2 separate regions of the Homo sapiens genome follow, and region 2 is linked to region 1. Evidence: chromatin loops called from intact Hi-C (ENCODE). Cell type or tissue: PC-9. All regions are shown on one strand.

What was found. A loop is a pair of places that touch in the nucleus more often than their neighbours do. Peaks named below come from ENCODE experiments on the same cell type or tissue, not always from the same donor. Only the 100,000 strongest peaks of a DNase experiment are listed, where the experiment ranks them.
Region 2: it touches region 1 in a loop (8-fold over the local background); 9 of 110 quality-filtered maps call a loop at or near these places.

What each region holds. Positions count from the first base shown.
Region 1 is chr5:163,404,630-163,412,629 of GRCh38, reverse strand. LOC105377700 (a long non-coding RNA gene) reads left to right here. Exons shown (of 4, transcript XR_002956233.2): 1 at 1-311. Among named protein-coding and RNA genes, the nearest start is that of CCNG1, 29 kb to the left of the region's middle. RefSeq lists a silencer at 5,382-5,581. In PC-9, CTCF peaks have their summits at 3,805 and 4,008 (motif pointing right); DNase peaks (open chromatin) are centred at 3,079, 3,979 and 5,129; H3K4me3 peaks cover 574 bases; H3K27ac peaks cover 2,564 bases.
Region 2 is chr5:162,204,349-162,212,348 of GRCh38, reverse strand. No RefSeq gene overlaps it. Among named protein-coding and RNA genes, the nearest start is that of GABRG2, 140 kb to the right of the region's middle. In PC-9, a CTCF peak has its summit at 3,184 (motif pointing left); no DNase peak of the experiment used is centred here.

The DNA of each region.
Region 1 (8,000 bases):
GATGAAGATGGAGAAATAGAAGTTTAAACAGCACAATTTGAAGAGGGGGCAAAAGTAACACTTTGATGAACCTAGACCATATAGACCAGTATAAGGTCAGCAAAGTCTGGAGGACCATGTGCTCTCTCCCTAGATTGGACCAGAAGCCCAGGCTCTACTTTTAGGAAATGGCTCAGAGAGCGCCCACTGAACTTGTCTCTGATGTCTTAGGCAGATCAAATGCTTCTCTGGTCTCTGCTTTCACAGATGGAGGATCAGGGGTGTGTGAGCACCACCCCGCTTGGTCTTGGAGACGGATCAAATCCAGACTGGTGAGTTCCGGGGGCTTGGGCAAAGTGTGGATAGAGTTTCTGAGGGTAGGATGATGAGGACATTTGGCTTGGGGGCTGAGAAGGAACATTTTTCCTGTAAAATTAAATCTTTACTAAGACTACTGCCATTAGGGGCAAGTACTGAAGAAGATCATGTGTTTCAAAGTAAGTAGCCTGACAAGATCTTGTTTGGGTTAAAAATACGTATTTATCTTATTTTCATTTTCAATATCTTATTTTACAGAGTTCTCTATTAAGAGATGCTATGAGTGGCTAGGCGTGGTGGCTCCTGCCGGTAATACCAGCATTTTGGGAGGCCGAGGCAGGTGGATCGCCTGAGGTCAGGAGTTTGAGAGCAGCCTGACCAACATGGTGAATCCCCATCTACTAACAATACAAAAATTAGCTGGGTGTGGTGGCGCATGCCTGTAATCCCAGCTACTCGGGAGGCTGAGGCAGGAGAATTGCTTGAACCTGGGAGGTGGAGGTTGCAGTGAGCTGAGATAGCACCATTGCACTCCAGCCTGGGTGACAAGAGTGAAACTCCATCCAAAAAAAAAAAAAATGCTATGAGTAAACAGCATTGCACCGTTAAGTAGTTTACAGGATCTGTTGAAGAAGACAGGGAGTCTCTTACCAACAACAAAAGGCGTTCCAACGCCTGGAATTCAACCGTATGGATGCACAGTGTGTTCTAGTTATAAAGTGGCTGATTTCAGGTAAAAGGAAAAAGTAAAGGAAAAAATCCTGTAGTGAGTGGGAAATAATAAATGCCTACGAGGCAATCCTTGGCATTCCTTGGCCTGTCACTCCAGTCTCTACCTTCAGCTTCCCATAGCCATCTCCATATTTCTCCTTTTCTCAAATCTCCCTCTCTTTTCTCTTAGAAGGATGCTAGTCATTGAACACAGGGCCTTCCTAAATCTGGATGATCTCATCACAAGAGTCTTTACTTAATTACATCTGCAAAGCCCTTTTCTCCAAATAACATCATGTTCGCAGATACTGAGGGTGGGGCCTGGATACATCTTTCAGGGGCCACTATGAAACTCATTACAAAGGCCTAATTCATTTTTCCTGATTGGCCCACACTGCTTCTCCGTCCTCTGGGATGCTGCAGTACTATTCTGTTTGTGCGCCTGTCTCACAGGAGTGATTAGCAGATCTTTATACTCGGTGTCTCTAGCATGATGCCTGATGTACCATAAGGCTTCAATGTGTTTGTTGAACTTAAGCAAAGCATCGCTTGCATCATGTCCTGAGTGTAAGCCTGGCTCACACTCAGCCGTGATATGTTATTCAGATCACAGCCACTCACGATACTCTGGGAAGTCAGCACGCTCCTACCAAGGCCAGACATCTCTGAACTGGAAAACACTTTACTCAGAGCTACCCATTTTTTTTTATGTCTTATAGAAGGGGCCAAGTGGAGAGGGCAGCTACTCATGTACTCATTTTTATTCATTCGTTTGTTCATCCATTTAAGAAACACTGAACACCTATTCTGAGCCAGGCCCTGCCCCAGGCATTTGAGATACAATGTGTGTATGGTAAAACCCTCAGCATCTGGGCTGGGATTGGAACAAGTGAACACTCAATTTACATTTATTGTGGTCATGGCCTGAGTGTGGAAGGAAGTGTAGAGTGCTGTGAAAGTCCTCAGACAGGCCCCGAACCTAGACTAGTGGTCAGGGAGATTGTCCTGGAGGAAGTGACATAAATACTGAGACTTGGAGAGAGAGGGTGGTCACCTCAAGTGCAGTGGTGGCAGTGGAGAATTTCAGAAATGTAGGTGGTAACATAGGAAAGTTTGTTTTTTTGTTTTTTTTGTTTTTGTTTTTGTTTTTTTAGACAGTGTCTCGCTCTGTCACCCAGGCTGGAGTGCAGTGTGTGATCTTGGCTTACTGCAACATCTGCCTCCTGGGTTCAAGCGATTCTCCTGCCTCAGCCTCCCGAGTAGCTGGGACTACAGGCGCATGCCATCATGCCCAGCTAATTTTTGTATTTTTAGTAGAGACAGGGTTTTGTCATGTTGGTCAGGCTGGTCTCGAACTCCTGACCTCAGGTGATCCACCGCCTTGGCCTCCCAAAGTGCTGGGATTACAGGCGTGACCCACAGCACCCAGCTGCAGGGAGGATTTTAAAGGCAAAAAAAGGGGGACAGGGAGCGGCTGATATAAAATTGTCAGGAATTCTCATTGGTTTATAGAAATAACAGTGATTAATGATTGGCTACACATTGTTAAGTTATAGAGTATGGATTATGGTGTCCATTGTTGCATTGTTAGATAATTTATAGCTACTTATAGCAACAGTAAGCAGTTTCAAGAGATGAATACATAGTTCAAAGGGCATATGCTGGTCTCATTTTAATGTCTCTCTAGGCCTGGTAATTTAAAATAATTTGTGTTGTTCACATGTTAATTTCTTGTCTCAGCCTGCAGAAATGCCTTTTAAAAATGGTCTTGCTCATTAGCTGTGTCTTATTATGAAATTGTGTCATTAGAAGTTGGTCCATCATTCCCAAATTGTGGTCCCCAGATAAACAATATCGTATTCTAGGGGTCAAGGAGAAAACTTCCCCTTTGCCCTCTGAAGGTTTGCTGAAAAATGAACTCACAAAAGGCAGATTAATTAGAGAAAAGGCATACAAAATTTATTAACGTGTACGTGGGAAGGACTACAGTGTGACTGCCCAACCCCGTAATGGAATGCAACTTGAGCTTACAGAAATAATGAAGGCTCACTGCATGGCCGAAACCAGGTTATGGTGGTCAATCAGGTTATAGTGGCAAGACAGGTTATGGGACGGGGAGAAGAAGTGGCTTGTTTAGAAAAGGTGATCTTGTTAGGTAACAAAGTAGCAACCTTCAGAGAGATAGGTGGTAAATGTTTCTTTCTGATGTTTAAAGGTGTCAGACTCTCAGGTAATCTTCCTACATCTGGACAAGGGAGGACCTAGCTGCATTAATGTAGATTCTCTACAGATGCAAATCTTCCCCACTAAAGATAGCCTTGCAGGGCCACTTCTGTTTGCGGGCTCTTTGACAACCATCTATCTCCCAAAATATGTCAAGTAAATATACTTTGGGGTAAAAAATTTTGATTTCCTTCAATAGTATCTGGGAACTCATTAGAAAGTCACATTGTCAGAAAGTGTAGTGATGGGGCCCCCATATTCTGAGCTTTAAAAAGCCCTCCAGAATATTCTGATGCACTTTGATGCAGCTGGAGAGACACTGCCTTGAAGAATTGCATCCTTAGCTAAATACATAGTAAAACCCAACGCAAAGTCAAATAGTATCTAAGTGAAATCAAATCAAAATGCAAATCCCCATGGGGATACTTTGCAGTAGGAATTATTTTTAATAAGATTACAAAGTAAATGAATCAGATTCTTTTTAATGTAACAGCTGACTGACAGCTGGTTTTGACAGGGTGAAAGCCTGTGAGACCACAGAACAGCAAGGCCTTGGCTGGGAATGTGGGGCACACAGTGGAGGAGAACTCGAAGAATGTGTTAGTAGTTTCGTTGCTGTGATTAAGGAAGTTGGCATGTTGCTGCCAATCAAATCTTGTGTTGAGGGGGTGTTTTTAAAATTAGAGATGCCTTTTGGAAAGATTCTCTAGCTCTGGTTCCTGAACACAAGGGGTTTGGTGTTCCTCCATGTAGCCACTAGATGGCAGGCTCACGCCATTTTTCAAGCAGCCAACCCTGTCTAAATTTAGGGGGGGAAATGAGCCTAGGAATTTGAAAAGGGTGCCAGCTTATTCGTTTTTATCCTGCGCGTGGTTTTGACATTCTATTTTTTTGGACTTCATCCATTAATTATGACACTCAAAGTTTTTTGTTCACTGAGAGGCAAAGAGCCAAAGCTTTAATTAAACCCGTGGGGGCACTGCCTTGCGGCAGAGAAGGGTAACTACCATGTGCCAGCGCTTACATAAATTGTTTCATTTAATTCTCACAGCATCCTCATGAAATAAGTGTTGTTATCCACAGTTTTACATAGGAGAAAACTGACGGTCAGAGAGGCTTAGCAAGAGCCCAAGACCACCCAGCTGAAAGGTAGAAATGAATTTGCCAGTAAACCACGCTCATTAAATTCTTGAGGAATAGTCATTGCAATTAGTAGATTTATTGCAATCTTAGGAAAGTACAGCTAGATTCAGCCCGAGGTTTTATGATGAAATGAGAATTATACACGTTTTTTTTTAAAAAAATATATTCTCAGTATTGCAACATTCTAAGTTCCACTGGTTTTATTTGCAGAATGGCATGTTAGCCTTTTCTAGATTTATTATAGAAAATAAATCAGTTTATTTTTATGTTTTTTGAGACAGAATCTCTCACTATGTCGCCCAGGCTGGAGTGGTGGAGAGGCGCAATCTCGGCTCACAGCAACTTCCGCCTCCCAGTTCAAGCGATTCTCCTGCCTCAGCCTCCCGAGTAGCTGGGATTACAGGCACCCACCAGCACGCCTGGCTAATTTTTGTATTTTTAGTAGAGACAGGGTTTTGCCATGTTAACTAGGCAGGTCTTGAACTCCTGACCTCAAGTGATCCGCCCGCCTCGGTCTCCCAGAGTGCTGGGATTACAGGTGTGAGCCACCGTGCTCGGCTGGAAATAAATCAGTTTTAATTAGGATTTAGAAATTAAATCTCTGAATCTAACTGAATGTTAGAATTGTAACCCCTAAGCTCCAAACTGTAATCTATTTGCATAGAAATTTAGGTGTGATTTTCTTGTAGCAGGCACCACTTTCTACTTTGTATTAAAATTGCATCAGTTCCTGAAATCCTCTACTTCCTTGTGAATCCAGGAAGACAGGCTCCTTGCCTGAGTCATTTTTTAATATTTTTGGCTTACGTTGCCTTTATTGATTGTTTTCCCAAAGCATTCAACTTAGTTCTCATAGAAATAGCAACTTTTCTCCCTTTTTGCCCTAAGTTTTCTTTGCCTTGTGTATTAAATTTTACTGTCTAATTACAAACACACTCTTAGTAAGCATGCAACACAGCTGGAGGCAGCAGAAGTGTGTGGGCATTCCAGGAAGTCACATACAAGCCTCAAACATTCAGCCTGCCCTGGCCACTAGTCAGTAGGTTTTGCAGAGGTGCTCGAGAATTTGCATTAATCTACTGAGTCTAGTAAGAGAGTTTCTACTGTATCTGGATTGTGTCTCTCAGATAGGCTGACAAAACCACAAGGTGGAAACCATGAATGGTATTAGTCCATCTCAATAATAAAGCAACATTTGGCTGCCATTTTATCTGTCTGACTTTTCTGAATCAACTGATATCTCGGCATCATATAGAGGCACCTTTGTGTGTGTGTGTGTGTGTGTGTGTGTGTGTGTTTGAGACAGAGTTTTGCTCTGTTGCCCAGGCTGGAGTGCAGTAGCACGAACTTGACTCACTGCAACCTCCCGCCTCCCAGGCTTAAGTGATTCTCCTGCCTCAGCCTCCTGAGTAGCTGGGATTACAGGAGTGTGCCACCACGCCTGGCTAATTTTTTGTATTTTTAGTAGAGACAGGGTTTTGCCACATTGCCCAGGCTGGTCTCGAACCCCTGAGCTCAGACAATCTGCCCGAGAGGCAACTTGTTGGGAGAAATAACCAGTTTGAATGAGAGATCCTGTAAGGATTGGTTGATCTTCTTGGGGAAGAAAAACTAAGCAAAATAATTAACCACGTGAAGAAACGATTTAACAGACACTTCTCTTGTCAGGCAAGGGAAGTAATGTTTATTGAGCTCCAATTTTATGCTGTGCACTGAGTCAGAGATTGCACACATGCCACCTGATTCGCTCCTTACAACAGTATGATAAATTAAAAATTCTTATTCCCATTTTACCGATAAGGAAACTCAGTCTCAGAACACTTTCAGTAACTTACATGTGATAAAACAGGTAGTAAGTGGCAGGAAGTTATCAGGAAGAGTGTGTGTAATCAGGGCTGGGGCAACACTGGTGCAAAATAATTTATGATAAGTGAAACATCTACAATTTTCGTAAGAACAGGATCAGTAATAACGTTGTGCTGAACCATACTGGAGCCCGAAGCCAAGGGAATTTTTTGATGCCCCTTAAATTCTGTGCCAAGACAGGAGCCTCATTTGCTTCGCCCTAGGCCCAGCCCTGCAAATACTACAAAGTGCTTGTTCAGAAAGCTTTTTTCCAACATTTATCTAATAACAATTTATTGACTGGCTACTGTGCACCCGTCACTATGATCGGGTTTTGAAACAAAACATTAAGTTAGAATGTACCTGATTTCTGCTTTCCTGATACTTGTGGAACACCCTGCTCAAAGCTGGAAAGTATTATTATACAATAGATGACTCTTAGCTGGAAAGTATTATTAGATAATAGATGACTCTTAGTCACTTACTCCTTTGTTGTAGATAAGGAAAATGTGGCAAACTAGAGCCATGGAATTGGACTTTCATGGCCCCCATGTCTCTGCTGAATTTTGTAACTTCAGAAAACAATTTGTAGATTGAGATCACAAAGTCTTATGTTTGATGTGTTGAATAAACCATGTTCTTCAAGATCTTCTCTTTCATTAGTATCCCTTGACCAGGCAGATTGGAATATTGTCCTAATCATGGAGACCATACGTTATCTTTCAGTTTCATAGTGATTACAAGCATGAGTTTTGGCACAGCCAGACTTGAGTCTGTGAGTTATTAAGAACAATTGGGGCCTGGTGTGGTGGCTCAAGCCTGTAATTCCAGCACTTTGGGAGGCCGACGCGGGTGGATCATGAGGTCAGGAGATCAAGACCATCCTGGCTAACAGTGAAACCCTGTCTCTACTAAAAATCCAAAAATAATTAGGTGGGCATGGTGGCATGTGCCTGTAATCCCAGCTACTCAGGAGGCTGAGGCAGGAGAATCCTTTGAACCCGGGAGGCAGAGATTGCAGTGAGCCGAGATTGCGCCACTGCACTACACTCCAGCCTGGGCGACAGAGGGAGACTCCGTCAAAAAAAAAAAAAAAGAAAAAAGAAAAATAAATAAATTAAAAAAAGGACAACTGGTATCCCAGTTCTACTGGTAACTTTGGAGAACTTATTTAACATCTCTGTACTACTGTTTCATCAGTAAATGGTGGGTAATAAGAGTAGTAAGCTAAACTATATCAGGTGCTTACAACAATTCATGGTACATAGTAGGTGCTTAATATAAGTGAGCTTCTACTATTATAGTAACGGCCGCAATAGTTCTGTCACTAACTCTGTGATCCTCTGTAAATTACTTGGCTTATGTAAGCTTTAGTTATCTCAATTGACAAATGAAAGAAAATAATTGTACCTACCTCCTGAGGCTCTTGTGCTGACTAAGGCAGAGAATAAATGAAGATCACTTGGCTTGGCATATAAATGCTTGGAAAAATGTTAGCTCTTTTTTTTTCTAAAATGACTCTTTTAAACTAAAGATCCTTCAAAATTCAATGGCAGTTATAGATCATTCATCTTCTGTACTTGATGTTGTTCATAGTGCCTGGGACATAGCAGTACTCAATAAATCTTTGATGAAAGCATACAGAAATAAATAACGTTAGAGACATAAAAGCCCATAAGTAGCTGAGGTGTGCACGCAACGGTGAAGTAAGTAAAGGTCATTTCGTTTTGTGTGTGTGTGTGTGTGTGTGCGCACGCATGTGTGTGTAAGGAGGGAGGGGG
Region 2 (8,000 bases), 1.2 Mb after region 1:
TAGTTTTCCGTTGTATTACTCTGCATAACTTACTTAACCAGGAATGATTGATGTGTATTTTTCTTCTTTTCAGTGTTTTGCTATCACTAACATGCTTTGATGACATTCTTCAATTCATATCAGTGAGTATATATTTTGAGTAAATCTTTAGAAACTTTATAAACATTCTAGTTTTTAAAATTACTGAAAAATTTATCTTAAGGACATTGAAATCATGTATCCTCCACACCAATCAAAGGTGAGTGTTCCTGCTTCCCCAATACCCCGAGGAAGCTGTAGATTTACTGAACGACTTTTTTATCTTTACCAATCAGGCAGTTGAAATGGCAGTATGTGGCTTTAAATGGTATTTTAAAAAATATTTTAAGTCAGATTGAACATTTTTTCAAAAATTTTAAAATTACTTTCCTTTTAACTATGTTTGGTTGTTACTCATATTTATTCTACCTGAATTTTAATATTTTTTGTCTTAGAACAGCCATTTGTATATTAATAATATAAGCCATTTGTCTGTAGTATTAGATAGAAAATACTTTTTCCTAACCTAATTTCTTTACCATCTTCAGTCATATTTATTGGGTTTATGGGTGTGTGCACATATGTGCACATGCTCGTAAGCATAAGTGTATTTATCGCTCCCCTTAAAAGTTTTTTTTTTTTTTTGAGGTGCTGCTTCTTTTTTTTTTCTTAAATTTGAGACAAAGTCTCACTCTGTTGCCCTGGTTGGAGTGCAGTGATGCAGTCTTGGCTGGCTGCAACCTCCGCCTCCCGGGTTGAAGCGATTCTTCTGTCTCAGCCTCCCTAGTAGCTGAGATTACAGTCATGTGCCTCCATGCTCTGCTAATTTTGTATTTTTGCTAGAGATGGGGTTTCACCATATTGGCCAGGCTGGTTTCAAACTCCTGACCTCAAGTGATCCATCCACCTCAGCCTCCCAAAGTGCTGGGATTACAGGTGTGAGATACCATGCCTGGCTAAGGTGCTACTTCTTAAATTGTTTAATTAATGACAAATCAGAAAATCAGACCGTTCAAAACAATTCTCTTTGCTTTGCTTTGCTTTTACTTTTTAGCTGCAGGGTTTTGCTCTGTTGCTCAGGCTGGAGTGCACTGGTGCCATAATAGCTAACCATAGCCTTGAACTCAAGGGCTCAAACACCCTTCTCAGCCTTTCAAATAGCTAAGACTACAGGTGAGTGTCACCTCACCCAGCTAATTTAATTAATTAATTAATTAATTTTTTATATTGGCAGGATCTCCCCATGTTTATTAGGATGGTCTCAAACTCCTGGCCTCAAACGATTCTACCGACTTGGCCTCCCGAAGGGCTGGGGTTAAAGGCATGAGCCACCATCTTTAGTCTAGAACAGTTTTCAAGTTCACATGGAACAAAACTTCAGTTTTCTTTGTTTTTTTTGGTAAATAAAAGGATAACCAAAGCAAAACTATATTCTATTTTATTTATTTATTTATTTTGGAGACAGGGTCTCCCTTGCCGCTCAGGCTGGAATGCAGCAGAGCGATCATAGCTCACTGTAGACTTGAAGTCCTGGGCTTGAGCAATCCTTCTGCCTCAGCCTCCCAAGTAGCTAGGACAACAGGCGTGCACCACCACCCCAGGGTAATTTTAAATTTTTTTGTAGAGATAGGGTCTCACCATGTTGCTTACTCTAGTTTTGAACTTTTGACCTTAAGCAATCCTCTCTACTCAGCCTCCCAAAGTGCTGGGAATACAGACATGAGTCACAGTGCCCAGCCTATATTCTCTTTCATACTGAACATACTGTACTGATGTTTTGTTAAGATTTGTTTTTCATTAGGAAAATGCTTAGATTCTATCAATGCTGTTAACTTCTGAATCATGTTTCCATTCAAGGAAGGAAAGATTAATTGGAGTTTTATATTCTATAATTTCCACCATTTGTATTAGAAAAATGTACAAAGAACAAATGTAACTTAATCAGAAATATTCAAAACTGTCTACTTATTTTAATATTTTATTTAATATTTTAATTAGCTCACTTTGTAAAAATATTGGCTACTTCAGACACAAAATATTCTTGTAGGGATGTAATTAAATTTTAGTGCTGCTCATTTTTATTCATTAGCAAAGAGGACTTCATTTGAATTTTTATTGGTGAGTTAACTGAGTTAGTCTATGGCATATCCAGCAGCCAGACCGACATCATCATTTAAACATGCCTGTATATATGTTTATTTACAGTGCAGGTTCTGTTACTTGAAGTATATTCAAACATATAATTATTGTTTGAAGAAAGTGTTAAGGACACTGATTTATTTAGTAACCAGCTCTATACCGAAAGCTTTGCAAATGCTCTCTCCTTCTGTACCTCTCTCTGACACTCTCTCCTCTTTTATCTTTTGCTTTATCTGTATATTCTCTTTTTTGTGGGAGGAATTACAAGAGAATTAATCAGAATTTACTATTGGAAGAAGGTGAGAAAATACAAATTTAGTTTTTATATTTTATACTATCATGCTATTTACATTTTTCTTCATAAATATATATTCTTTTCATTTATTTCTAGAAAATATGTTAACAGTGGATTTCCCAGCATGGAGATTATCCATCCCCTCCTTGATTTTTATTCTATAGTAGAGAGAACACAGCAACAGAAAATATGCATTCTTGCAAAAATATTTAAAATCCTGGATCCTATGCCATCATGGTCCATATGGGCATTTGCAGACAGGGAGACAAGGTTCAAGGAAAGTGGTTTATTTGGGAGGTGATCCCAGAGGCACTGGCAGAGGAGCAGGGGAGTGAGACAGAGAAGGAAAGTGCATTGTTTCTCCAATTCACTGGATTTTCATCCCCACTAGGATGAAGCTGTAAGTCAGTGTGGCACATGTGCCTCAGAGTCAACCCATAGGAGGGTACACTGGCGAGGGGTGTGGGGCAGGGAGCTGCTCCCAAGGAGTGTTAACTCTCTGGCCCTTCAAACCTGCCAGAGGTTTGGGGAGAGCAGGCTCTGGCAGCCAGAGAGAATCCTCAGGGAGCAGAAAGCCAGTTGTGCGTGACAGTCATAATGCCCTAGTGGGTACAGGCAGGAAGCTTCAAATCAGCCTCGCATTTTCTGACATGTACCCAGAGCAATGAGCACTCCATCATAGCTTCCTGTGGTCTGAGGCTGTCACTGAGTCTTCTCTCTCTACTGCCCTCATCTGGCCACTACTGACCGTTAGGGGCTGCTCAGGACTTACAGACAGATCCTCTGGAAAAGAGTAACTCCTCTGAGGCCAGCTTGCAGGGCAGATGAACCTCACTTCACCTATGTAGCATTCATTTGTGTTTGCCTACACAGAGGAGTCCGGCTTCTAAAAAACCCCTCAGTTGTCACTGGGAGATGCTCCTCCCTCATGCAAACAGTCTCAGTTTATGTGAATCAGGATGAACACATGCAGATTTCAATCAGTACAGTTTAAATAACGGCAGGTAAGTTCTAAGGTCTTTGTTAAGAATACCAGAAAAGGGGTCCACATCTTTGTTCTTGAGCTGAAGTTGGAAAGATTTTGCCTTTGTTGTCTCTGTTTGCCATTGGGTGACCACAGGGACTCTCTGAGTGTGGGTTAGCACAGTAAAAGAGAGCTGAGTTCGAGAGAGAGGTAAGGTCCTGAGCCATCATTTGGGGGTGTCATCTTTATTCCAGGATTGCTTAAATGCCACACCTACCCCTGGGTTTCTTTAACCTCAGTAGATAAATCAGTTTAAGTAATGCATTTTGTTCATTTGTGTAGATGAGTTTCTAAAATGAAGCATTAGGTGATCAGATCATTTCTGAATAAGGGTAATGAGATATGGGAAAGACTGAAAACAGTATCAACACAATAATGACTGTGTTGAGAAACAGCACTCCTGGATTTGCCAAGGAATTAGAGACGGGACAAGTCAAGTCCTCATTTCTGAAAGATCTGGAAAACACAAGAGGGGACCAAGGAATGCAGGGTTTCTGCTTCAGGAAATAAGCCTGTCAGTTACTTACAACACAGGACCCTCAAGAGAAGAAATCCTGCAAAAACTGAGCTACTAAAACCAAGGATGTCAGCAACATAGATCTTCCTTTCTATTGAGCCTCTCTTTCCGGTTTTCTTGTCATCCTTCTCCCCTTTTCTGCTCTCCAGAACATTATTTGTACCAGGCTATGGGGATGGGCAGAATGCACATAGTTCATCAATATTATTCTTGAATTCTGTATTTATGAATTCACCTACTCTCCAAAATTGATATGTAATCCCCAAATTGATACAGCACTTTTACAGTCACTGGAGATGCGAAAAGTCCAGTGAAAAATTTGTTACCAGAAGTTCACATTCCCAAATGAGATTGAACTCTTCCATTTTGTTTCAGCTCTCATTCTGTAAACAAGTTTTCTTTTAGTGGTCAATTTAGTGCCACATTTTTCCCATTTTTGACTTTCTGTTGATGATTTTGTCATTAAAATGGCCCCCAATCAGAGTGCTAAAGTGCTGTGTAGTGTTCCTAAGAGTAAGAAGGCTGTGATGTGTCTTAGGGAGAAAATGTGTGTATGATAAGGGAGAAAATGTGTGTATAGATGGAAGCTATAGTGCTATTGGCCATAAGCTCAGTGTTAATGCATCAATGGTGTATTACATGAGTTTTCTGTAAATAGAAACATGTAAAACAAGGTTATATATTTATCAGTTGAAAATGTGGGCCAAGCATGGTGGCTCACACCTGTAATCCCAGCACTTTGGGAGGCCAAGGCAGGTGAATCACCTGAGGTCAGGAGTTTGAGACCATCCTGGCCAACATGGCCCCATCTCTACGAAACCCCATCTCTACTAAAAATACAAAAATTAGCCAGTCCTGGTGGCACGTGCCTGTAATCCCAGCTACTGGGGAGGCTGAGGCAGGAGAATCACTTGAACCAAGGAGGTGAAGGTTGCAGTGAGCTGAGATTGTGCCATTGCACCCCAGCCTGGGCAACAAGAGTGAAACACTGCCCCCCACCCCCAACTCCCCCCAAAAAAAGAAAAAGAAAATGTTGTGACCAGAGGTTTGTAGAAATTTCACCCTCCATTTCCCCCAGAAGCAATGGTTCAGCCTTTGCTAATTACATTTTTTAGAATGACTTTATATAGCATAACTACCACAAATAATGAGAATCAATGGTGTCTTTGCTCCTTTATTGATTTAACCTAAGTGTCATTGTTCAAAGTGCACTTGTCTGGATTTAGGCCAACCTGCATCCTCACATGCATCTGCTCATATGTTACTCTATGCACCTCAGTTTCCTACAAATATGAATAATGATACCAACCTGATAGATTTGTTTTGGAGATTAATGTTAGTTAACATAAAGTGCTTATTTCAGTGCCTTGCAATATAAAAAATGCTCAATAACATTATTTTCAGGTGATGCCTTTTTAATTCTAGCACACAAGTGTAAGTGCTCATTATGTTTTTGCTTAAACAGATTTCAGGTAGATCAACCTAGAAGTGGTGCCCCAAGGTGGCTGCTGTTCCTCATATCTCTTTCGGTTTCTTAAAGGGAAGCTATTTTTTTAATGGAGAAGTTGGGTTCCCTTCTCCTGCATCCTGACTATTTTATACCTTTATCAGGTTTCTCAACTTCTTCTGACAGATTTAACTTGACACCGCTCCCCTTACCTCCCTGCTCAGAGCTGTGGGCTATCACGACTGTCATCACTTGGCAGCTTAGCTTGCTGTCCTGGACTGTTCTTTAAGGAATAGTTCAATGAGACTGCAGTGAACTTTTCAGTTTTAGAAAAATCATTAAGTTTTCTTACATGGCAAAAGTAATTTTTTTAAATAAAATGTTTAGTAGTCACCTAGCAAATCCTAAACAAAATCAGGGTGGCATAAACACCTGCCTATTTATTTTGTTTGGAAACTGCTTCAGGAAGTTTTCAGTCTCTTAGACTTTAATTTTAAAGAGGACTCTGGCCATATCTCAGGCTGTCTGTGGGTAGAACATTCTCTTTAACCAACAATACTGAGTGTCAAATTATTATGCTTCTCTCATCCTCCCTTAGAGGCAGGGCCTCTAAGATGGGCAAAAACTTGAGGTTTTGTGACCCCTTTGCGTGTTAATGCCTATTTTGCTTTTTATTTGAAGAAGGAGAAAGACAAAAGGGCTTGGATTTTGCATCCCATGTGTTTTCTGAAAACAGCTTGATTGGAAGTGAGGTGAAGTTTGTCCTGGGGGAGAAATCATTTTTTCTTCTCTATGCATTCCTCCTCCATTTCTGTGGCTCCTCTCCTGTATCCCTCCCTGCTGAGAAATTTGGAAGCATCCTTGTCTCAGGTTTCCCTGTAGGTCAGTGTCTTTCCCTGACACTCCTATCACCCCTACTGAAGAGAAGCTGTCTCCTCTGTTCTATGACCTTAGGGTCCTGTTTCCCATCCCCCCATTTTTCATAATCTTTTTGTTCAGCTTTATTGAGATATAACTGAAGACAATAAAAATTGCATGTATTTAAAGTATACAAGGTGATGTCTTGATATATGTATACATTGTGAAATGATTGCCACAATCAAGCTAATTAACATAACCATCACTTTGTATAGATGCCATTTGTGTGTGCCTGTGTGTGTGTGTGTGTGTGTGTGGTGAGAACACTTAAGATCTACTCTCTTAGCAAATTTCAAGTATACAATACATTTTACCAGCTATGGTCACCATGCTGTACGTTAGATCTCTAAAACTTACTCATCCTGTATAACTGATAGTTTCTTTTCTTTGATCACCATTGTTGGATCTCCGCAATCCCCCACCCTACCCTGGCAGCCACTATTTTACTCTTGCTTCTATGAATTTGACTTACCACATACAAATGATATAATGCAGTATTTAATTTTCTGTGCCTGGCTTATTTCATTTAATATAAGGAACTCAAGTTTCGTCCATTTTGGTGAAAGTAACAGGATTTCTTTCTTTCTTGAGGTTGAATAATATTTCATTGTGTGGGTAAGGGTGTGTGTGTGTCTGTGTGTGTGTACATATGCATGTATATACATGTACATGTATATACATATGCATGTATATACATGTACATGTATATACATATGCATGTATATACATGTACACATCGACATTTACATGAATATATATATTTACATATACACACACAAAATATATACATGTGTCTAATGAATATTATCTATGTATCTGTCCATGAACATTTAGGTTGTTTTCATACCTTGGCTACTGTGAAAAATGCTATAATGAACATGGGAGTGCAGGTATCTCTTCCACACACTGATTTCATTTCTTTTGGATATATACTCAGGAGTGGGATTGCTAGTAGTTCATTTTTAATTTTGTGAGGAATTGTTCATAATGACTATACTAATTTACATTCCAACCTACAATGCACAAGGGTTCCCTTTCCTCCACATCCCTAACAACATTGGTTTTCTTTTGACTTTTTGGTAATAGCCACCCTAACTTGTATGTGATGATATCTCACTGTGGTTTCAGTTTGCATTTTTAGGGTCCTGCTCTTTCTGCCTAATGAGTCCACTTAATTCATGCCAGTTTTCATGGTAATGGACATGAACAGGTTTAATATGTTATCCCATCTGTCAACTTTGCATCTCATTAGGGCCTTTAAGGCTAAACTAATGTGATTAACTAAGTGGTAAATTTTAGAACTATTTACAAAATAGTAAAGGAAATGTTTTTGCCCTGTCTGGAGAAGGGTGGTTCCCTCCCCGTCCCATACCAGGTTTCTGTTACACAACAAAATGTGTAGTAACAATGATATGGTTTTGCTGTGTCCCCACTCAAATCTCATCTTGAATTGTAGTTCCCATAATTCTCATGTGTCATGGGAGAGACGTGGTGGGAAGTAATTGAATTATGGGGGTGGGTCTTTCCTGTGCTGTTCTCATGATAGTGAATAAGTTGCATGAGAGCTGATGATTTTAAAAAGGGCAGTTCCCCTACCCACGCTCTCTTGCCTGCCACCATGTAAGATGCTCCTCATTCTCCT